Regions from separate parts of the Mus musculus genome. Here region 1 is linked to region 2. The links are chromatin loops, found by intact Hi-C in ENCODE. Cell type or tissue: heart. All regions are shown on one strand. Links, peaks and the distances in the headings refer to the core of each region. The heading gives the core; the rest is flanking DNA.

Evidence for each region. Peaks named below come from ENCODE experiments on the same cell type or tissue, not always from the same donor. Only the 100,000 strongest peaks of a DNase experiment are listed, where the experiment ranks them.
Region 1: a loop joins it to region 2, with 6 times the contacts of the local background. A loop is called at or near these places in 11 of 42 quality-filtered maps.

What each region holds. Positions count from the first base shown.
Region 1 is chr14:74,863,078-74,874,352 of GRCm38, reverse strand. The region is part of intron 1 of Lrch1 (leucine-rich repeats and calponin homology (CH) domain containing 1); the gene reads left to right. Among named protein-coding and RNA genes, the nearest start is that of Gm52135, 50 kb to the right of the region's middle. In heart, for the core only: no CTCF peak of the experiment used is centred there; DNase peaks (open chromatin) are centred at 2,832 and 6,592; H3K27ac peaks cover 4,634 bases.
Region 2 is chr14:74,941,957-74,953,231 of GRCm38, reverse strand. It overlaps Lrch1 (leucine-rich repeats and calponin homology (CH) domain containing 1), which reads left to right and starts at 5,355. Exons shown (of 19, transcript NM_001252132.1): 1 at 5,355-5,848. The coding sequence starts at 5,572. In heart, for the core only: CTCF peaks have their summits at 4,193 (motif pointing right) and 5,312; DNase peaks (open chromatin) are centred at 4,251, 4,591, 5,331 and 6,301; H3K4me3 peaks cover 3,219 bases; H3K27ac peaks cover 2,559 bases.

The sequences.
Region 1 (11,275 bases), core at 1,767-9,766, 79 kb after region 2:
GATTAGACTGATGGCTAAGCTCTGTTAACGCTGCTGCTTCACCGATGGCTCTCTTGTCTGTCGTTTCATCCGTTTCCACATTGCTCCTTCCCCTGATTCTCCTCAAGGATGTATATAGATGTTCCCCTGTGCATCCCTGATGAATATCTTAGGTCTCGGGGGGGGGGGGGGGGGTAGTAATGCTTTCTCAGAGAGCTACCCGTCCTTCCATTCTGCACCCTGGCTGTGCCTGTGATCCAAGAAGGAGTACTCCGCTTGCCCTGGCAGGCTCCCAGGTACTTGTCCAGAGACTCATCCACACACAGGTCCATGTTTCTTGGAAACCTTCCTCAACCTTTGTCAACCAAGCAGGATTTTTACCATGTTTAGAAATGTCCCTCTAACTCTCTGTACTTTCTCTTTTGTTTGACTGTCTGCCTTCTCCATCAGTCTGAGTGTTACTATAGGTTATAAATTAAGTCTCACTCATGTCCGTATATACTAACATGGCATATGTGTCTCATAAATGACATCTCAGTAAATGACTGTGTGATTGTGGGAATGTTGCAGTGGTTTTTGCTGGAGTGGGAAGGCACTTACAGGTTTCCCCTCAGTACTCATGACCTACTACTGAGTAGCAACCTTCCATGATCTCCAGAGGGAGGGTTTTTTTTTTTCCCCTACTTTTATCTCCCCATCCCCCATCATGGTTGGGGGTTAGACCCAGGGCTTTCTTTACACATGCTCAGTAAAGGCAAGTGTCATATGACTGTGTTGCACTCCCAGATCCCAGGATGAGCTTGCTGGTGAGCAAAAGTCCTGAGGTTGAATGTGTCCGACCGAAAGACTGCAGTGAATTAATTGTATAACAGTTTGTTCAGGGGGCTGGGCCATCAGCACGGTTTCATGTTTAATCCGTAAACTCATGTGATAACCCATGTTGCATTGTACTGCTGTGATCTCTGCCCAAACACTCTCTGTTGACTGCTTCTTACTTCACTACTCCCCTTCTAGTTTTGGGAGCTTCTCTATCTCCTACACTCCCAGCTAACTGGGTCGGCGGACCTCAGAAGGAACATCTCTCTGTCCTCACCAGTCACAAGCTCGGTTATCCACATCTGTGTCTGTATCCACTAGCTAGCCTCTCATGCTGAAGGAGGACCATCAGTGGACCTGGGGAGGGCACACCACCAGCTACCTGCTTTAGAACTTAGGCCTGTCAGCTCTTCAGCTCTGTTCCTTCTCTTCTAAAGTGTGTTTCCCTTCCCTAAGGCTATTCCTGTCAGCATGCAAACATGCTGACGCATTTCCTCCCTATCCAAAGCCCCTTTTGCTCCATTTTATTTTGGTTTACCTAAACCCACTGTGACTTCTCTTCTAAAAGTTTTTGGTTGTGGTAGAATAGCTATAGGCTGCACTTTCAAGTTTACTGTAGAGTCGGGCATGGTGACCTAATCAGGAGGCAGAGGTAGGTAGATCTCTGAGTTTGAGGCCAGCCTGGTCTACAAAGTGAGGTCTGGGACAGCCAGAACTACATAGACAGTTCTCTAAGAAACAAATAAATTTTTAGTGTAAATGTTTGCAAGGTCCAGGAGTATGAAGTGCATCGCATTGTTGTGTAGGCAGTGTCCAGGACTCTGCATCTTGCAAAACAGAAACTTCTTCAGTTAAACACTTGTCCCATTAGACGAGGCTTCCCTTCTCCCACAGACCGTTTCTTCGTCTTCTGCACTGCCCTGCCCCTGTGTGACTCAGGGCCTAGTGCTCCACTCTCTTCTCATGCTTCCACCAAGTTCCTTGGTGGTTTCTCTAGAGAGAGATCTTAACTGTGCCACTTAGGTCCCCACAGCCCTCCAAATGTTGTCTCCCAAGTTCTCACCTTGCATGCTTCTCTGCTTCATATCTTTACCTGTGTATGTAGTGGACGTCTAAACAACTCTCCAATGACCTTGACCTGCTCCAGGTGCCTGCCCAGGTTGACTCCTGAGGGTGGTCACTCCCTGCTTTCCTGCAGAACTCACAGCTGGCTACTCTTTTTTTCTCAGAGCTATGTCAGCAAATCTTGCCAGCTAGGCTTTCAGTTGCTCACTTTTCTTGTTGTTAATGTTGCTATGACAACATTTGACAAGAAGCAACTTAAGGAAGGAAGGAAGGGCTTATTTTGGCTTACAGTTAGAAGGGACTCCGTCCCACCATGACAGGGAAGGCGTGGTGTAAGGAGCAGGAGGCAGCTGGTCATGTGCATCTGCCTTTAGGAAGGTAGAATCAGGCTATAAAACCTCAACATCTGTCTTCAATGACCCACTCCCTCCAGCAAAGGTCCACCCGCTGTAAGTCTCACAGCCTTCCCAAACAGTGACACCAGCCTGGGGTCGGCGTGTTCAAACACATGAGGCTATGGGAGGCATTTCACAGTCAAAGCACAACAGAAGGCACGAGCTGAGCCTGACCACTGTGTGTTACGTCTGTCCGTTCCTCTGTCCGTCTAGCACTTCAGTTTAACTGCACTCTTTCCTTGTCCTGGTTTCTGCAGGCTGAATACACTTCTAATGAGAGTCCTTTAAAAAACGAGTTAGATCCTGGTTAAACACTCCAAGGGATAGTGGGTGCTGGATATTTGCAGCTGTTGGAATCCCCAGGTCACTGGACACCTCGTGAGTGCCATGTTCTTATTGTCTTACATGGGTTCTCTCAGCCAGAACCCACACGGTCTTCCCCAGTGACCCTTCAATCTGCCACCCTGTCCCCACGCTAGGGCACTCACTGACCCTTCACTGGAGGAAAGCATCTGGCTCCTAGGTGTCCTGGGACACGTCTGCTAATCTTTGTAGCTCTTGATCGTGTGAGCTCCTCCCTGGTCACTGGGTTTGAAAATCCCAGCCCTCCCTGTGCTTGTGGGGCTTCTGGCTCTCTGTCCTTGGTTCTACCTGCGGGGTTGGTTTGTCTGGCCTCCCTAGAATGTCAGTTCTGGAAGGCTGGGGTGTGGATGACGTCAGCTGTGCTTGCCTTCTGTGTAGAACTATTTCTGGCATGTGGTAAGCACACTGTCAATATTTATCAAGTAACTCTTCAGTTTTTACAAACCAGACAAGGCTATTTTATTGCCTATCTCCCTCCTTCTTAAACTTCACTTGAAATTTTAAAGTCTTATTTCATCCAAATGGTTACCAAGATGATTTTTGAATTTCACCAAACAGTGTATATATGAAAATGCCCTAATGAAATTCATTATTTTGTATGCTATCTAAAAAAATTCCTAAGATGATTTGTTTTCTAAGAACATATATATGAAATTTTAATTTTAATTTTTATGGTGCTGAGCCTTTCCCCCTCCCCCCAAGATAGGGTTTCTTTGTGTAGCCTTGGATGTTGTGGAACTTTCTGTAGACCAATCTGGCCTTGAACTTAGAGATCCATCTGCCTTTGCCTCCTGAGTGCTGGGATTAAAGGTGTGTGCCCCCACTGCCTGGCTAATGCTGAACATTTTTATACTATGTCATTAATGATACATTTTTTTACTTTTATGTACACAGGAAATTGCTATAGATTTTCAAATAGTCTTACATAAAATTTTTCTTTTCTGAAGGATATTACACTTAAGTATGTTATAGTAGTTTTAAATCTTTTCTATCTGCATGGGAGTACCACTGGTAATATCTTTGAGGGGTTTGGTGGCAATAATTTTTCCCCCCTTCGTCTTTTTAAGGAGCAGATTGAAATGGGCGCAGTGGTCACTTCTTGACGTTTTGCTTGTTAGAGATTCTTCTTACTGATGGGATTGATCCCATGTGGGATCAATTCTGAGGCTCCTGTGATTTCCACTTCAAGATGCTGTTGCTAGCGTCACTGTTTCTCGTGTTTGACATGAGCCATTACTTGAGTTTCTTGAGTCGCTAGTTAACCTGAAATTCTCTCCACATCAAAGGAAAAGGTTCATGTCCCTGTCTTGGAACCATTTAAAGTGGTGCTGACACCTTCTGTTCCAAATTCATTGATCTCTTAAGAGGGGGAATAATTTTATCTTTGATGGGGAAAGGCCTGATGTATGTGCTCTCCTCCCTGGCACCGTTCACATTGCTCCCCCCCCCCATCCCCCACAGAACTGCTGGAGCCTCCTCACACTCCTCCTTGCGTTCAGAGAATCCGGTCTCCTCGCCTCTCCTCACCCACTGAGCAGCTGCCCCAAGTTATGCTGCACCTACCAGGCAATCCCAGGCTCCTCTGCATCTGGAGAAAGCTCACTCCTACAGCAACCTGTGCCCCTGTGTGCCCCTGTGTGCACCTGTTCGCACCCCACTGAGCTGTGTACACCTTTCCACGCTGAGATTGTCCTCTTGGGAGCCATGACCTCCCAGGGTCAGCTGTAGCCAGTTGAGCTCGGGCTGTTGCTATCTGTTCCCTTTGAATCATTTCACTCCCCAGAAGTATCTGCTGCGAGCCAGTCTGGCACATGGCTAGCAGCATGAGGAGCCAGCCGAGGGATAGGTAGACTGAGCAATGGATGGCGGGACAGAAAACTGTTGTGCGATTTAGTGGACAGAGAAGCCATCAAAATGATTTTTAAGATTTTTTTTCCCCCCACTCATTATAGAGAAGCATAATTAGTTTGGCCAGCCACCACAGCATGTACCTGTGATCCCAGCACTTTGAAAGCTAAGGCAGGAAATCCATAAGTTCAAAGCCAGCTTAGACTAAATAATAAGACGTTGTCTCAAACACCCTCTCCTCAAATAAAACACATATACCCATATGTATATATATATATATATATATATATATATATATATATATGCATAGTTAATTTTAAAAAGTATAATTAGTTTGCTGGTATCTCATATGAAATATGCTTGCCAGTTTAATCTTAAGCTACTTGTAACTCAGACCTTATTTCTTACTATCTAATGGAATAAGACAGGGCAACGTGTTTGTCTCTATCCTCCCTAGAGCCCTTTGCTCCCTGTGGGCACCACTCTGAGGGCTTACTCTGAATGTCCCTGTCCAACCCTTTCAAGAATTCTGGAGCAGCTCCTATTCTTGTCTTCATGTTACAGGTAAAGAAACAGAGGCATAGGCAGATCTGTCCTTTCCAAGTCTTCTGAGCCAAGTGGTAGGGACAGGGCTTGAAGTTACTTACACTGGGTGGCCCAAGAACCTGCTCTCCAACCGTGTTTGACATTGCATTCATTCAGCAACATTCACAGAGCTCTAGCTGTGTGTCTCAGGGCCTCACTGCCGTAGAACTTATGAAGTTAAATACGCAAACACCATACACAACTAAATAGCTATCTGTGTGCTAAGGGAAAAAAGAAACTATGGGACAGAAAATGGTTGTGATAGATAAAGCTTTGAGAGCTTATCAGTGAGAGACCTACTTCTTGGTGGATCTCAGAGATATGTGCCTGAGAGCTGGACTCTCTCCAGGCTTTTAGGAATTTGCTTGCTATTTCTGCCTGTTTGCTCCTCGAAGTCTCTGGTGGTAAAATCTTCAGAGTCAGGACTCAACATTGCCTGGAGCCTTGTTCCCTTATTCTAATGCCCCTCCTGTGGTGAGTGTTGAATCATGGGGCTGGACTCTTATGTGTGTGGAGAGTGATAGGAAGTAGATTTCCCAGCTAGAAGGCTTTGTGGGGCAGCGAGGAAGTTCAGATGGAGAGATAGAGGAGACCTGGCCTAACTAATTGGAGAAGGGTGGTGACCCTAGGCCACCCCACCACCCAACATGTCCTCAGGAGAAGCCACAATATCAAAGTGGAAAGAGCTTTCCAGAGCATTTGGAGGTACAAGGTCTTAGGTGCAAGTGAGCCAGGGCTTTGCACTTCCCTGTGACGGGCACACATCTCACCCAGTTGACAGGACCTCATGGCTGGTACTGACACAGTAGTTCCTAACTATCTTGTCTCAGTCACTGTTCATCCAAAAATCACAGTCAGCTGTGATCCAAAAATAACATAAGCCTTCCCCCTCAATAGAGAGACCAAAGCCACACAGCTTTTATCACAGTTTGTTATGGAAGCTGTTCTACTTCTCTCTCTCTCTCTCTCTCTCTCTCTCTCTCTCTCTCTCTCTCTCTCTCTCTCTCTCTCTCTCTCTCTCTCTCTCTCTCTCTCTCTTTCTCTCTCTCTCTCTCTCTCCCCTTATTGGTATTCTCTTGCTTTGCCTAGTTTGTAAATTCCACTTTATCATGGGCACACATATAGAATAAAAGGATAGGTGGGCTCAGTACTATCTGGGCTCTTTAGGTATCTCCTGGGAGTCTGAGGCTGCAACCCTCTTGGGTTAGGAAGGGGATGCTGGCTTCTGAAGTTAATTACATGGTAGTATGTTTATGGTCTTGCTTGGTTTTCCTGAACCGGCTCATGATAGTGATTTCCAAGAGTGGGACTTTTCTTCTGACCACCAGGATATGGTCCACAAGGTCCCCAGCTGTCCTGGCCCATCAGAGCTTGTACATGGAGGATGCTAGTGGCTGCAGATTTCGGATGTTATTGCTGGCACACAAGGGATTCAACCCGTTCCTCGTGAACTACCACTTTCCGTTTTTTATACAAAAACAGCGTCCCTCCGCTCAATCTTGCTGACTGCACACTGGGTTCCACATACTGTTTTCCTTCTCTACCCTGCTTATTTTTACTCTTTTGGCCACTTTATTTTAGGGATTTGCAATGCTTGCTTTGGCAGCGTGATCCTCATTGTTTTATTTCTGGCTGCTTGGCTTTCGTGTGAATACTTCAATTAAGTAGCGGATGTGGGCAGACCGTGTCTTAGGGGTGCCGGTTTGCTGCCCCGAGTGTGTTTGTGTTGGTGTGTACTTGACTCTTCACTGCAGAGCAAGACCCCAGGGTGGGATTCCAGCAAGGGCAGTTGCCCGCCTGGGCTGGGTGGAGAACAAAGGCACCCAGGAGACGTCCCTTCATTTGGAAAATGTGTTAAAGACCTGATCAGAGGTCACGTAGCTTTCACAAGGCTGTGGAGTGTCTACTGACCAGGCTCAAAAATGGGCCAGTTAATGTTTTTTCTTTTTACAAGATTTACTCAGATGGACAGTCAATCTTTCCGAGAGCTCGGCTTCTGAGGCTGAGCCGAGAAAGGGCTCTCAGGAAGCTTTGGTGGCTGTTCACACAGCTGGGAATTAGTTCTGCTTTTTACTAGTCTGAACCTTACTGGGAATTACAGAGGCATCTGCCTTGGCTCGTTATTGTTAAGGAGGGAAAGAAGAGGGGGCTGTGAAGATGGGTCACTCAGAAGTACTTGCTGTGCAAGTGTGAGTTCAATCCCAGCACCTACTTTAAAAATAAGGTGTGTAGGGGGTGGGCAGAGACAAGAGGCTCCCTGGGGCTTCCTGGCCAGCTCCAAATAAGCCCAGAATAGAGACCAGGGGAGGAGGGGAGTCTTTCCAAAAAATAAGTAGGTGGACAGCAAGGGAGGAAGACACCTGGTGTGGAGCGCACATGTCAACAAAGGAAGGAGAAAATCTAGTTTTCCATGTCCGTGGCTCTTTCAAAATATGTACAACTTCATTCCTGGTTAGATTTTTGTTGCCCGGTTTGTATTGGAAACTTGCTGAGAAGACAATGGGAGTAAGGCTCAGATCCAGCGAGGGCTGACTCCAACTTGGGCAGTATTTTCAGCCCCACCTTTGGATCCTGCTATGGGACTCTCTGTGTGTCCAAACCAACATCCTCTCCAGATTAGCCCTGTCTCTGGGCACACACTTTCCCAAAGTTATATTTTAAGTACTTACTATGCCTAAGAGATACATAAAACAAAAATACCTCTAACCTGTAAGCCACTTGCCCTAAGACAGATACACCCTGAAATGCTGAGGGCTATTTATATAAGAAGTGTTTGCCCCCCAAAGCAGCTTGACCCAACCTCACCAGATGTCCCTGATCACATGTAGGTGGGAGGTACAGAGGCAGGACATATGTCAGGATATATGCTTGCCCCTGATTGGATGTGGTGGGAAATACCTGGCTTTATGGGTTTGCTTTTATAAGCCTTTGTAAAATGTGACTCGTGGCCATTTTCTGGGAACCCCGGAATAGACCTGGCCAGAGTCCATCATCCTGGCCAGTATTTAATTAATGCTTGTTTCAAAATTGGCTCAAAATTGTAGTAGTGGCTTTGTTCTCCATGGTGGGACCGGGCAGGGGTGCTCATTGCCCTTCCCCCATCCCTGTAGACTGTCGGGGCATCATATGGATACCACAAGAATCCCCATGGCTCCAGTCGTGATCCCCAGGCTTCTGAAGTGACTCTAACATGCCAACAGGCTGAGAGGTTCTAGGGAGGTTTTTACTTAGGGAAACAGCCCTAAATGGAGTCACTGATATCCGCTCTGTATTTATAGAAGCCCAAGAACTGTAAATAACCAAAAAACAAACACAAATCACCCCTCCAAGTTCACGGTCCCTTGCAAAGCCTGTTTATCTCTGCATGGCTCAGGTCTTCCTGAGTCTTTCACCAAAGTGTACCGTTTGCTTTTAGATTTTGTCATTGGAGATTAACAAGTGAATTGCCCTCTTAGCCTTTGCTTCATGTCTAGAGAGCATTTGCTTTTCCTGTTTTTTTCTGGAGTGGAGAACATTTATTGTTCAGACTTTGGGGGTGTCTGCTTGGGCTCTGATGCCTTCTGTTAGGAGCCTAGGTTAGGGGTTTGCTTTCTGTCCTGTGCCTTTGATTATAGCTAAGTCCTAAATTTACTTTCTCTCCCTTCCTCTCTTCTCTACCCCCCCCCCCACCTCTCCCCTCCCCTCCCCTTTCTCTGGACTGCCTCCTTCCCTTCCCCTCTCCTCTTCTCCCCTCTCCTTTCTCTTTCTCTGACCTCTCCCTTTCCTCTCCCTTCCCTTCTGCTCCCTCCATTCTTTAGCCCTCTCTCTGACCCTCCTCTTCTTTCTGTTTTTTTTTTTTTTGAGGGGGGGGGTGCACAGAAAGTAGGCGCTGTAGCCCACAGCTGGCCTCTGAGTGCTGGGACAGGATCATCCAAGCCTGGTTCTCAGGTTTTCTTCCTGCCTTCCTGCCCTCTTCCCTCTCTTCCTTGGTTTAGTGCTTGGTTTTCAGGTAACATGAAACACTGGGACTGGACTTTATTCTGTAACCTGATACCCTGAGTGCAAACAGCTCAGTGCAGGCTTATTGCCCTTTCTAGGCATCTTTTCATTTGCTCTAGAACATACATGGAGCTCAGAGGAGAAGGCGGCGGCCTATCCACATTTTTGTACTCTTCTTTCTGTCTTCCACTAACAAGGTTGGGAATTAAACAATGCTAAGAGGCATAGAGAAAACGCAGCCATACATTTGAAAACCTACCAAGCCCAGTGCTTCTCTGTTACTGCTAGAGACATGACTCAGCTTCCCTATGGCCTTGCTCAGAGACCATGTTGGCTACATTTTGGTTGTACTTTGGACGAATCAAACTAGAAGATTGATTTGTTGCCCTGGTCTTGTTGGCATCATTCCATGAAGAAGGATGGTCTCCTAGGGGGAGCTGTGGAATTACCACTGTGGTTTGGGCAAGCCACCCAAGCCTGTTCTTACCCATAAGTTGAAGGCACTTATAGTTTGCATGAGCATCTGCCAAGTGCTAGACAGATTTCACCAGCTGTATCTGACCTTACAGCCAGGACTCAGCCTGATTTAGAACTTATGTGTGTATATATATATATATATATATATATATATTGATCTTATTTATTTTTGAATTATGTCTATGTCTGTGTGTGGGTATGAACAATGCTTGTCCTTTGGAGCAGGAGTTACATTAGATTGTCAGCCCCAATATGGGTTCTGTGAACCAAATTCAGGACCTCTGGAAGAGCAGTACAGGCTCCTAACATTGAGCCCTCTTTCCAGTCCCCGATTTCGGTCATATTAGAAGCGTAGTTTGGAATATCCCCCATGGTTTATTGTGATCGTGCCTCAGTTTTCTTTTAAATGGCTAAGCTCCTTGAATGTGTGTGGCTTTTTATTTCTGTAGAGAGCATATACTTGGGAAATGTTGGACGGATGTGTAAATAATTCATCATGAAGTTAATTAACCCCAACAGACTGTTTGTTTTGTTTTAATTTCCACACTGCTGACCGAGGCAGCTGTTTTTGTGTAGGCGTTGGCAGAGTCTAGGCTGTGTGTAGATTTCTGACCCTCTAATGTAGAAACTGACACAAATCTAGAAATTCAGGAGCTTATGGCACGGGGCGGGGGGAGTTGTCAGTAGCTTGGTGGATATGAAGGTCGACTTATTTGGGTGCAGTGAAGACCTGCTCATGGCGGATACCCATGGTCAACAGCTTACAGTGTTTCTCAGCCTGTGGGTCACAACCCCTTTGGGGGTTGAACAGCTCTTCACAAGAGTCACCTAAGACCATGGATAAACAAAGATATTTACATTATGATTTATAACAGTAGCAAAGTTATAGTTATGCAATAGCAATTAAAATAATCTATGGTTGGGGGTCACCACAACATAAGGGACTATGTTAAAGGGTCACAGCCTTAGAAGCTTGAGAAACTACTGGCTTAGAATTTTCTTTGTTTTATATATATATATATATATAAACTCCTTAAAGGATCATTGAAAAGGTATATAAAGAATAATAAATTAAAAACATCATGTTTAAGATAGCTCAGTTGGTAGCACGTTTGCTTAGTGTTCACAAGGCCCAGGGTTTGAGGTCTGAGGGTCATTGAGCTCTGCACAAACCTCTAAACCAGATATACCAATCCCTGCCTTGAACCTGGCAGGGGGATCAGAAGCTCAAGACCACCTACTACTGTGTAGAGAGTTTAAGGTCAACTTGGGCTACATGAAACTCTGTCTCAAACCAAACACAGCCATAATAGTTTCAGATGGGTACGATAAGGCAGGCCCTGTGGTTGAAAGGTTAACAGTGGCAGCTGAGGCAAGAGGGTTGTGAGTTCTAAGCCACCCTAAACCTGCATAGGAAGATCCTGTCTCCAAAAGGAAAAACAACAACAAAACCCCGAAACCAAGCAAGCAAACAAACAAACAAACAAAAAGAGCCGAATAGCAAGATATTAGACCCAATTTAAAATGAGCAAGAATTAAGGCTTTTCCCTTCAGCGGTTAGGACTAACGCCATCTTTGGAGAAGCTTTGTGGATGAATCCTCTCAGAAGTAGTAATGGGAGGAAGCCGCTGACCGTTCGCTCCTCCACACTGGGAGACCATGGAGGAGATAGGAGGCGAGGACAGCAAACAGCCTGCACTGTAAACACTGTAGTCGGGAGACTACACGGCCAGGTTTTCTCTCTGTGAACTTCATGGGATTTTCTGAGC
Region 2 (11,275 bases), core at 1,176-9,175:
TCAAAAAGAAATATCAATATTATAATTATCAGTGTTTCTCTTTTTCTGCCAGAAAAAAGTAGGAAAAGCACAGTCTCAAGACTGTTCAAAATTCTTTAAATTCAATACATTCAATTTTATAAAAAAATAATTCATCGAACATCCTAACTTTCTCCAAGTTATTGGGGCCATTTTGTCACTAACTGACTCACAGACTAGTGGTCTGGAACACGAGCCAAATGTCTGAAACATGTCAAGATAGTTATATTTATAATCTTCAGAGAAATCCGTGTTGATGGTTTTAGCTGCTTTGCAAAACTGAAAGATCTCAGTCAGGCAACATGATTTATTGACTCATCCAGACACGGATGAGAACAAAAGGCCCAATCCCTGCCCTTGAAAGCTAGTGAGCACACATGCCCTGATCACTTACAGGTATTTAAGACAAATATTTACAGATATATTACAAAGAGAATACTTTGGTACTGAGAACATGTATGGGAGTGACCAGAAAAGGGTGGTGTTCATTAGGGAATATTCTGGCTTCTTTTTTTTTTCTTTCTTTTCTTTTTCTCCTCCTTCCTCTTCCTCTTCTTCCTCTTCTTTCTCTTCCTCCTCCTCGTCCTCCTCGTCCTCGTCCTCCTCCTCCTCCTCCTCCTCATCCTCGTCCTCCTCCTCCTCTTTCTTTTGAATGAGGAAACCAACGCAGAGAGGTTAGAGGACACTGACATAAATAAATGTAAATAAGGCTGAACTCTGCTGATCTTGGGGTCAAATGCCTGTTCTGATTTGATCATGGTCTCCACGTGTTTTTGATTGATTTTTCACCCAGAGATTGATGGGAGACCTCATTGGCTGTGGATGGCTGGGCATGGTGTCAGCTTCTTCTTGTCCAGTTAGCTTTGAGCAGAGGGGACCATAGAACACGGACTGGATTTTGGGTTTCTACTCAAAGAGAATTCTTGGTGAGTTTCAGTAGACAATATGTTACAAATAGAGTGGTTCCATGGGGGGTTAGATGTATGACCTCCCTGCAGACACTGAGTCCAGAAGATGCTGAAGTCCTGTAGCCTGCCACTCACCTTAAATTCTCTCTAGATTCCCTGTAATATCTGATTCATGTGTAATAGTTCCCAATATAATATTGTTTCAGGAAGGATGACAAGGGCAAAAACAATCTGTATATGTTTGGTTGACTTTTTTTTTTCTGAGTGTTTTTAGTTCTTGGATAGTTAAATAATGAGGCTACAGGGTTGGGAGTGCCAACTTTGGAGCCCAGGAGAGCTCACTGTTTACTAGACAGTTCAAAGAAACCAGAGATGAGAACCTGAGACACCAGACCCTGGGAGGGAACTCAGTCAGGATCCTCTGGGTGATCCGCATGGTTGTGAGTTCATTTCCCAATGAAACAGCAATAGCCGCACGACACAACACAGTCCCTCCTAACAGACCTTATATGCTCAATGACAAGGAGAGGACTCCAATTTTAGGAGAAATGAAATAAACAGGGCATCTAACAAAAGAGACATGTCCATGCTTTTGAAGAAACAATGAAGCGGCATGAGAGCCATCCAAAAGGACACATGGCATATCTTGATTTTTTTTTTTTTTTTTTTTTTTTTTTTTTTTTTTTTTTTTAGAAATATTCAGGATTAGTGTCAAGAGGCAAGGATTCCTCTCAGTTTGAAGAAAAAGCGCCTCCTTTTGTGCAGAAAAAAATCATTTAAAACTTTAGAGCTATCCCAGCAAATAGCAACTTGCTATGAGACATTGTGCAGCCTTTACATGCAGAATACTGTAGGTTTTGAGATACTGGGAAGGAGAGAGAGGCTAAGAGGATTTGGTTACAGAGTTTGCAGGTTGGAAATCTGCACAAGATACAAGAGACTACAAGGACCAGGACAGGACAGGACACTGGGGGGCGGTAGGGGGGACTTGGATATTTATCCAAAGTATACACTCATTGTCTTTGCTCCTCTAAGAAAGGATTTTTAAATTTAAATCTATTTTTATTTAAAAGAAGTTATTTATGCCTGTTGTGGTGGGTGTATTCAGTCTACCTCTTGTTCTGACCTAGGTTTGTAGTCCATTGGGGATGGGGGCAATAGTCTTCATCTCCCTGCTAGATTTTAAGCAAAAGGTCACTGAGGACAGGGGAAAAAAGAAAGATCAATTTTTATATGATGTAAATATGTTTTCACTTAAGTAACTTCAAAGTCACGTTAGACCCTTTTATTAGTGTATAGGCTTGCTGGCTTGCTTTTTTTGGGGGGGGGCAACTTCACACAAGCTAGAAGGTCATCTAGGAGGAGGGAACCTCAATTGAGAAAATGCCTCCATCAGGTTGGCCTGTAGGTAAGTCTGTGGGTGCATTTTCTTGATTGATGATTGATGTGGGGGGGGGGCCCAGCCTACTGTAGTCAGTTCCTTGTGTGGGCAGGTGGTCTTGGGTTGTATAAAAGAGGAGGAGGAACAAGTTGTGAGGAGCCAGCCAGTAAGAAGCATTCCTCCAACGACTGCTTCAGCTCCTGCCACTGCTCTGACCTCTCCTCAGGATGGCTAAGCTCTAAGCGTAAACCTTTTTTTTTCTCTAAATTACTTTTTGCCGTGGCGTTGATCACAGCATTAGAAAGCAAAGCAGGGCAGTGCATGTTCATTGTGTAAGATTGTAGATTTTCATAATGACATTTTTGTTAAAGTTAGCTATGTTCTTTTCTCATATCTCCTCCCATTATCTTCTCTGGTGTCCCATCAAACAAGTCCCCCTTCTCTTCCCAGATAGGCCCCTTTCTCGGTCATCAACTCTCTGTGTTAGAGTATTTGTCTTCCTGAGTCTGGCATATATTGCACAGTATGCTGAACTCTGGATCTATCCATTTCCTCGCAAATGACACAATTTTGTTCTTCCTTATGACTGAACAAAACTCCGCTGTGTATATAATACTGCCTATTCTTTATTCAGATGCCCAGGCTGATTCTATAACTTGTCCATAGAGCCACAGATGTGTGTGTATTTGTAGTGTATTGGCTTAGGCTCCTCTGGGTGTATTCTCTAGAATGCTGCAGCTGGATCAGAACTCTTTATACAGATGTTCTGTTTTTTTTATTTTAATTTTCTTTTTATTTTCTGCACCTGGCATTCTGTCTTTATCTTTCAATATTCCACCACAGTATATAATATAATATCAGAATGTGGTTCTACCTTTATTTTAGTTTTGGAAGACCCTTCATGTTGATTTCCACAGTGGCTATACTAGTTGATGTTATTGCTAAAGGGACCTAAGTCTTCCTTCCCCTCCTCTCCTTCATTCTCATCAGTATCCGATGCTGTTTGTTTTAGTGCTAGCCATTTTATCTGGTGGTAAGATGTATTCTCATTGCAGTTTTGATTACAGCTCCCCCTGGTTAAGGACTCTGAACATATTTTGCATCTTTTTTTTTTTTAAATTATTTGTACTTTATCTTTTGAGAAGTGTCTGTTCATTTCATCTGCCCATTTGTTGACTGGATAGATTTCTTGGGTGTTTAATATTTTTCTGTCATTCTTTTAACATCCTAGATATTGACAACCTAAATTTCAAATGATGCTGGGTAGTCAAAACAATACTGAACAAAAAAGGTAATGGCTGGAGGAATGGCAATAGAAGATTCTAAGTATCACAGAACTGCAGGAAGAAACACAGCATGGTGTTGCCACAAAACCACGTAACTCAAAGGAGCAGAAGATTCAGGAATGAATCAGTGCAGCTGCACCTAAGGCTACCTCACTAGGTACCCAAAGCACACACCAGAGAAAAGAAGGTCTCTGGCACATCGCGCTGGGAAAGCTAGATTCTGCATGTGGAAGAATTAAACTGGATCTCTGTATCTTGCCCTGCCCAAAGATCAATTCAAAATGGATCAAAGCACTTAATATAACACTCAAAAACCTTAAATGGTCAAAGGAAAACAGGAAAAAACCCTCCATGATGCAGGAATTGGGAAGGATTCTCTGAAAAGAGCCCTAAGCTCACAGGAAATGATTACAAAAACTGTCAAGCAAGATTGAATGAAATGAAAATGCTTCTACACCACAAAGGAAGCAACAGATCGAAGAGACCGCCTACAGAACAGGGTGAAAACAAAACTAAGCTTAAGGCACAGTTTATGAAATCATAGAGACTTGAAGGAAGTGGAGCCAGAGAGGAGGAAGGTGGTGGGGGGTGAGGGCGGCACACCACTAGGTGGCGCCTGTTTCTTCCGGAATAAGTAGGATTTGCTCTCAGCCTGGAATCTCAGGAATTAAGGGGTAGCCCTGTAGCGAAGTCCATGCAAGTGACATAGATCATGTCATACTTAGTGCTGAGCCCAAGAAGTCATTAGGTCCACGCGGCTGCCTAGACTATCACAGATCTGCATTACTGTAGTATGTATGATAAAGTTGTATCATGTCCATACTTCACTCCAGCCTCATTTCTCCAAGCCGAGTCACTCCATAGAGACTATCAAGCTTTGGGTCCCAGGCTGTTAAGGTGTGGGAAGGGAATGGAGGCTTTATCAGTCTTCCAGCTGGGTGGCTTTAGGTGACACAGGTCCTCTGGCTCTTCCATGGGGTGCAAGGCCTGGCTCAGGCGCCCACTGTAGGTCAACCCATGGCAGAAGATTTGTTTGCAATCAGACAGTTCAGTTCCCATGCCTCACATGAATAAGAAGGTGGCGCACCCGGAACATTTCATAGTACCTAGGCTTAGGTTTAAGATATGACCTTTGTGATCACTAGGTCTTTGGCGTTCTAACGCTTGGAGTAATAATTTGGGTATTTTATCATAAAAATTACCCTTTCTCAAAGCCCTTCCTCTATAGATTTGTCTATTTGCCCTGAAGTCTTTCTTGTTCCTGTGGTCTGTAGTGAAGGTGCAAAATTTTGGTGACTGTGGGCTGCGTGTTCGAATTCTGCAGGGGTGATCGCGGCTCGCTTTAACTTCCTCTCGCTGAAGGAAGCAATTTTTCCACTCACAGATTTCCTGGATTTAGTGAGAGATTTTGTATGGTAAGCACCTAAATGCCAGGGGGCGTCCGTGAGGGTAAACCCACAGTGGAAAAACTGCTTTTGGGGGCAACTCTGGATCAATCAACCAGAACCACTCTCCTCCCTGTGACCTTGTATTCCAAATCTTGTCTCCCGCCTCGCCTGGGTTTTCATAAACGGCTTAAAAAAAATCCCAGAAGACAAAAACGAAACCGACAAAATACCCTGGCCCGCAGATGTGTAAACTACAAGGGGTCGGGCTGGAGAGAAAGTCACCCAGAATGTGCATCCAGTTCCAGCCAGCTTCGGGGGTGGAGCGCCAACAAGCTGCGGAGGAGGAGCGGCGGGCGGGGGCGCGAGCACGAGCAGACACAGGCGCGCCACCGCTGCCGTCGCTGCCGCCGCCGCAGCCCTTGGCTCCCCCGGCTGGAAACCTTGGCGATCGAACTGCTGCCTCCACCTCTGCGCCGCTTGCCGCCCCTCCCGCAGTCCCGCGGCTTTCGAGGGAGCGCTGCGGGGACTCGGGACCGCCGGGGAAACCTGTGACCCCGCGCAGGAGCGGCGGGGCGGGGGACCGGGAGAAGATGGCGACGCCGGGAAGCGAACCCCAAGCTTTCGCGCCCGCTCTCTCGGTAACCGCCCTGCACCCGCATCTCCACCAGCACCACCAACACCACCAACACCACCAGCACCACGGAGGCACCGGCGGCACCGGCTTCAACCTGCCCTTGAACCGTGGTTTGGAGCGCGCGCTGGAGGAGGCGGCCAACTCTGGGGGCTTGAACCTGAGCGCCAGGAAGCTGAAGGAGTTTCCCAGGACTACGGCCCCGGGACATGACCTCTCGGACACGGTTCGGGCAGGTGAGACAAGGCCGGGGCTGGCCACGCGTGTGCGAGCCGGGCTGTCGCTCCTTCCCGCCGGGCCCGAATGTGTTACTAGATTGGCTCGGCAGGAGCGGGTTCTGCAACGAGCACGGTGGTTGTAGCGGGCACGGTGGTCCTCCTGGCCCCGGCGACCTGCGACCGTGGTGCAGGAGCGCAGGGATGCGCCTAGGAGCTGTTCCTGGCGCGCGGGAAGTGGGGGCATCTCGGGCGACCGCGAGCAAGTCCAGAACACGAACCAAGTCGTGGACCTCTACATGGAAGCATTCTGCGTCCTGGTGGGTGGGGAAGGCCAGACAAAGGTGGCCGGCCGTCGGCTAGCCCTGTCCTCTCCGCGTAGTGTCGGGGCCCCGGCCTCCGCGCCGCGCGACCGTGGCTTGCTGCAGCCAGAGAGGCGGTGCCAACCTTGGTTCTGCGCCTGTGCGAGCAGAGGCTGGTGTCTGGCTCTCCGCCCACACATTTTGGTTCCCTCCACCGGGGCTCCCCGGTTCTCACTAACCCCGGTCTTTGCGGGGGCCCTGGAGGGGAAGCGTGGCATAGTAAATGAAAAGTAATTAAAGTGAGCCTGTTTGCCAGTGTGAGCCCGGCAAGTTGTAACCCGCGCCACAGAGCAGCCTGCTTCTTCAAGTTGTGTCATGTGTTGACATATTTTGGAGATGTCTGCTTTCCCTTTAGTAGTCGGAGTTGTGGGAGTGGACCCATAAACAGGAAGGAGGGTGGTGGAAGAGGGTTGGGGCCTTGGGAATCCGTGCAGATCTGACTTAAGTTTCCGACCATATCCTGTTCTGTTCTTTGCGGGACGATTTGTACCCCAGCGAGCGCCTAGCGTTTCCCAGGGCAGTGGGTGCCCCACTTTTGTGCCATTGCCTAGACCTCACGACTGTCGTTGTCTCTTCCGACTTGCATCAGGTCTCTTAGGCTTCTGAATGGCTTGGCTTTCAGATGGGGTCCTTCAGCTACTTATAAAGGAAGACTAGGGGGCGGGGCAGGGGAGCCAGCTGTGGCTTTCGGAGGCTAGGTTTCTGGTTAATTCCATAAACATTTAATCAGGAGACCAATTGAAAATTTAGATGGAGTTCTGAGTCCATTGGAGGCTAGAAGCACTCCTCTGGAGTCATTAAACGGTGATATTTGGGTTTAAGGATTGTCAGGAATGGGTAAGCAGAGGGGAAATTCCAGAACTCAGTTTTCAACAGCTGGAGAGGCTCTTGATAGGACCTCATAGTTACAGCTTCTCAAGTAGAAGTTATTCTAAGAGTCGCCTGAATCATTAACCTTAAAAAGTCACCCCATGTTTTCCTTCCCATCTGCCATAGTTAGAATGGCTGTGTACTGCAGAATGGAGAATCAGAATGCCCCATGCTAACGTGTTCGCGCTATTCAGTAGCAGGCTTAGAGTTATTCCAACACTTCAGTATTACTCATGATTCCTCCCAAGGTTGGGTAGAGTTGGCATGTGTGCTGTGCTGGCATGTCTTTGAGAATACCATTGCTTTAAAAGTAGTGGAGGGAGGTGTTCATCTTTCAGTTACCGCCTCTGTGAGTTGACACTGTGTGGAAAGGGTCCTTCCTTCCTGTTCTCTCTGTGTGCGGTGGGGTGTGCAGGTGTCCAGGCATTAGGAGTGTTACATATATTTTAATGCTCCTAAAATCCTTAAGTAGTCAAAAGTAAGAGGCTTCATGCTAATTCTCCACCCTAAAACAGTTACTATTTTGGAGCAGCAGCGGCAAAAGAATGTCAGCTACGTTTGTGGGCACTTAAGGCAATACCATAAAGAAAACAAAAGCAAAAACAAAAACAGTAGCTGAAGAGTCTGTTGTTTTATGTAAAAGTTTCAACATTCACATGTGTTAAGGATTGCTTGCCTTGACCTGAGTCACACATGTGAGTGAGTATTCCTCTCTTCTCCAGAAATGCTTAGGTTGGACACGGGGACTTTGCCTGTGAGCCCAGTAGTTGGAGGCCAGTCTGGACTTAGTAGTAAATTCCAGGCCAGCCTCCGTTACAGGTTAAGGCGGCCCTGACTCATTCTTCATGCCTATACACCCCCACATCCCCCAAAGAGTGTATTAAATTGAGCATTATTCTTTACTTGTGAAAGCAACAAAGCAAAATAAAGACATTCCGTGGGGGGTGTTGACATTTCCTACACATAAGGGAGTTGAGGGAGATGTTGAACCTTTGGTAATAATAAATCCCATACAGATAGTGGCTTCTCCTGGGCTCAAACATCTAAGGATGGACTATGACGATCCTCAAGACCCTTTCATAAGTTTACTTGGGTAGTGGGGAGCCTTTTCTCTCTGTTAAGTTATGTGTTTCATTGTGTCTTGTAAAATTTAGCCTTTCCAGCAGCTATTTCTACAGACAGCACCACATACTTGGGCCACACAGCCCAACTGAACAGAGATGTAAAGTAAGAGATGAGAGGCCCTGAACTGCTCAGTAGTACAAGAAACCAAAACCAAAACAAAGACCTTCTTAATTTCACTTTTAGGCTGTTATTTCCCTGAAATTCAATCAAAACAGCATGCTTTGTGCCAAGACAGGCAGTCCTGTAGTAAGTAAGCTTACTGGGAAGTAGCTGGGGACAGTGGCAGAGGCGTTACTATCCTAGACTGGATTAGAACTGATGTGGGCATGGTACTTACTTGGCTAACTGTGAAGTCTGTGTCAGGAGCACAGTTGGAACATCATCTCCCCGTAGAGAGAAGCCAGGTTACATGCTTAAAGTCATACCCCTGCTGAGACACAGACCAGTGATCTGAGTCCTCAAGGCTTCTCTCTAGTGTTTGTGTCCTGACCGAAGCCTGTTGGGCAGAGGGCAACCGTGGAGAGAGTAGAATTTGGGAGGCTTCTTGAAGGTTCATTCCATAGACCTTCATCCCTTCACCTGTTCTGTGAGGTCCCACTCTGGTTTGAGGAAGGGATGGGAGATAAACAAAGCAAAAGAAAACAAAACAAAATAAAACAGTTTATCTTGCAAGATGAGTAAGAGGGGTTTTTTGGATACATGCAATACCTTTGTTTTCCAAACACAGGCACTGATTCTCATGGACTTGAGGTTGCTCATAACAAGAGTACGTGATGACCATCATAAGTGTAGACAGAAACACAACACTGGGTCTGATGAGAAGAAATAGACAAAGGCATGTCAGTGAAGCACCCCCGTCCCCGCTAGCGTTGATTTATCACATAGCACCAGTTCAGATGGAGGAGTTCAAAGTGGGTGTTTATATGACTGGATTCAAAAGGAAAGAAATCTGAGAGTGGCCTCCTGTGTGAGGCTCTAGAAAATAAATAATAATAAAAAAATCCATGTACAGGACTTTGGAAATTAATAGTTTAGCCAGGCCTGTTGGCAAGGGCCTGTACCTGAGGGTTACAGGAAGGCTAGGAGATTAGGGATATCCGTTTGTACATTAGACCGTGCCTGAAAAAAAAAAAAAAAAAAAGGTCGGTGTTGTGACCAAAAGGTCGGTGTTGTGACCGAGTGGTGGAGTCTGTCATTCTGAGTGTCTTACCAAGACTAAATGGGGAATGGAGAGCTTGTCTAACCATGTGGCATAACTACTCACTGAGACTGGACCCGATAGAACTGGCCTGTGATCCCAGCCTCTTGGGACTGAGAGAAGTGGATCACAGTTTCAAGGCCTTCTTGAACTACAAAGTGAGCTCAGAGCCAGTCCAGCATCTTAGTAAGAGCTTGTCTCAAAACTGAAAGTGAAAAGAGGGTTTGGAGAGATTGCTCAGTGGTTAAGAGCACTGACTGCTCTTCTGAAGGTCCTGAGTTCAAATCCCAGCAACCACATAGTGGCTCACAACCATCTGTAATAAGATCTGTCACCCTCTTCTGGTGTCTGAAGACAGCTACAGTGTACTTACATACAATAATAAATAAATCTAAAAAAAAGAAAATTAAAAAAAAAAAAGAAAAGAGAAAAGATGGTTTGGGTTAATCACAAGGTGGTGGAGAACTGGGAGCCTGTATGAGACTTGGTGGAAAGGTTCAGGGCTTGAACATGCGAGGCAAGTGCTCTACCGTTGTGCCATCCCTACCCCCGGCATGCCCCAGGAAGTGAAGCTGCAAAGTGTAAGACATGAAAAGCCAAGTGTAAAGGGTTCAGGAAGCCACCGGAGGAGCCCCACGGGACAATCGATGTCCAGACAGCACCGGCACTGTGTGCAGCCTTCAGAGGCCTCCTGCAGTGGAGGGAGGGTGCCTGACAGGGCTTGCAGGGTTGGATGTGGGTAGACATGACCACGAAGCATTTTCTGGTGGGAAAGATGAATCCAGGATGGGGAGGGAGAACCTGTCATTAAAAGAAGAGAGAGGATATTTAGGTCTGGCTTCTGGTCACATCCTCTCACCCCACCTAATAGCAGGTGACAGGGTGACAGGGTGACAGAGCCCCTTTTCACCCCACTCCTGCTTTACTGGGGTGACAGAGCCCAGAGCTTTTATGAGGGCTCTGGAATTTGTCAGTGGGTGGGACTGTCATCTTGCCTGCCTTAACTCTACCTCTTTTCAGTGTCTGTGAAGATTCAAGATCTGGGGGCAAGCTTCTCTGCAGCAGGCTGACTTCCTCTACCCAACTCCCTCCACCGCCTCCCCAATAGCTGCAGAGTCCTTGGATATGAGCATATATGAGCCCTTGGAATCCATACAGAACTTGGTAATGAAACCTGGTTTTGATAACATGCTCTGTGCCATAATTTTGGCCATGAAGATTTTTTCACTGTTAGAGCGAGACATTTGAATCCACCACCCCTTCCCTAAGACAGGGTTTCTTCGGTGTAGCCCTGGCTTCCCTGGAACTCATCCTGTAGACCAGGCTGGGCTTGAACTCAGACCTGCCTGCCTCCCTTCTGAGTTCTGGGGTCAAACGCATACGCTACCAGGCCTTGTCACATGTGTTTTCTTAAACCTTGTGTTCTTTCTTTCACAATGTTGGTCAGTGGTGACGCCTTTAATCCCAGCACTTGGGGGGCAGAGGCTCTGCCTCTGTGAGTTCAAGGCCAGCCTTGTCTATAGTGAGAGTTCCAGGAAAGCCAGGGCTACACAGAGAAAAATCCTATCTTAATAAAATAAAATAGACAACAACAACAACAACAACAACAAAAAAACAACAAAAACTTGTATAACTATACCTAGTCTAAAGAATTGATTTGTTGGTTATTGATATTTTTTGTCACTTAAAAATTATTTTTAATGTTTTTTTAAAGAGAATTTTGCACATAGATATAATGTATTTAGATTGTGGTCACCTCATTACTTTCTCCTTTGTTCTGCCTCTCTGCCTGAACCTTTTCTTCCCAGGGACCTTCCCCTTCTATTCTATGACTTCTTGTGTGTGACCCCTGAATTTAGTTAGGGTCGACCAGTTGGTGCTGTAGCCACTGTT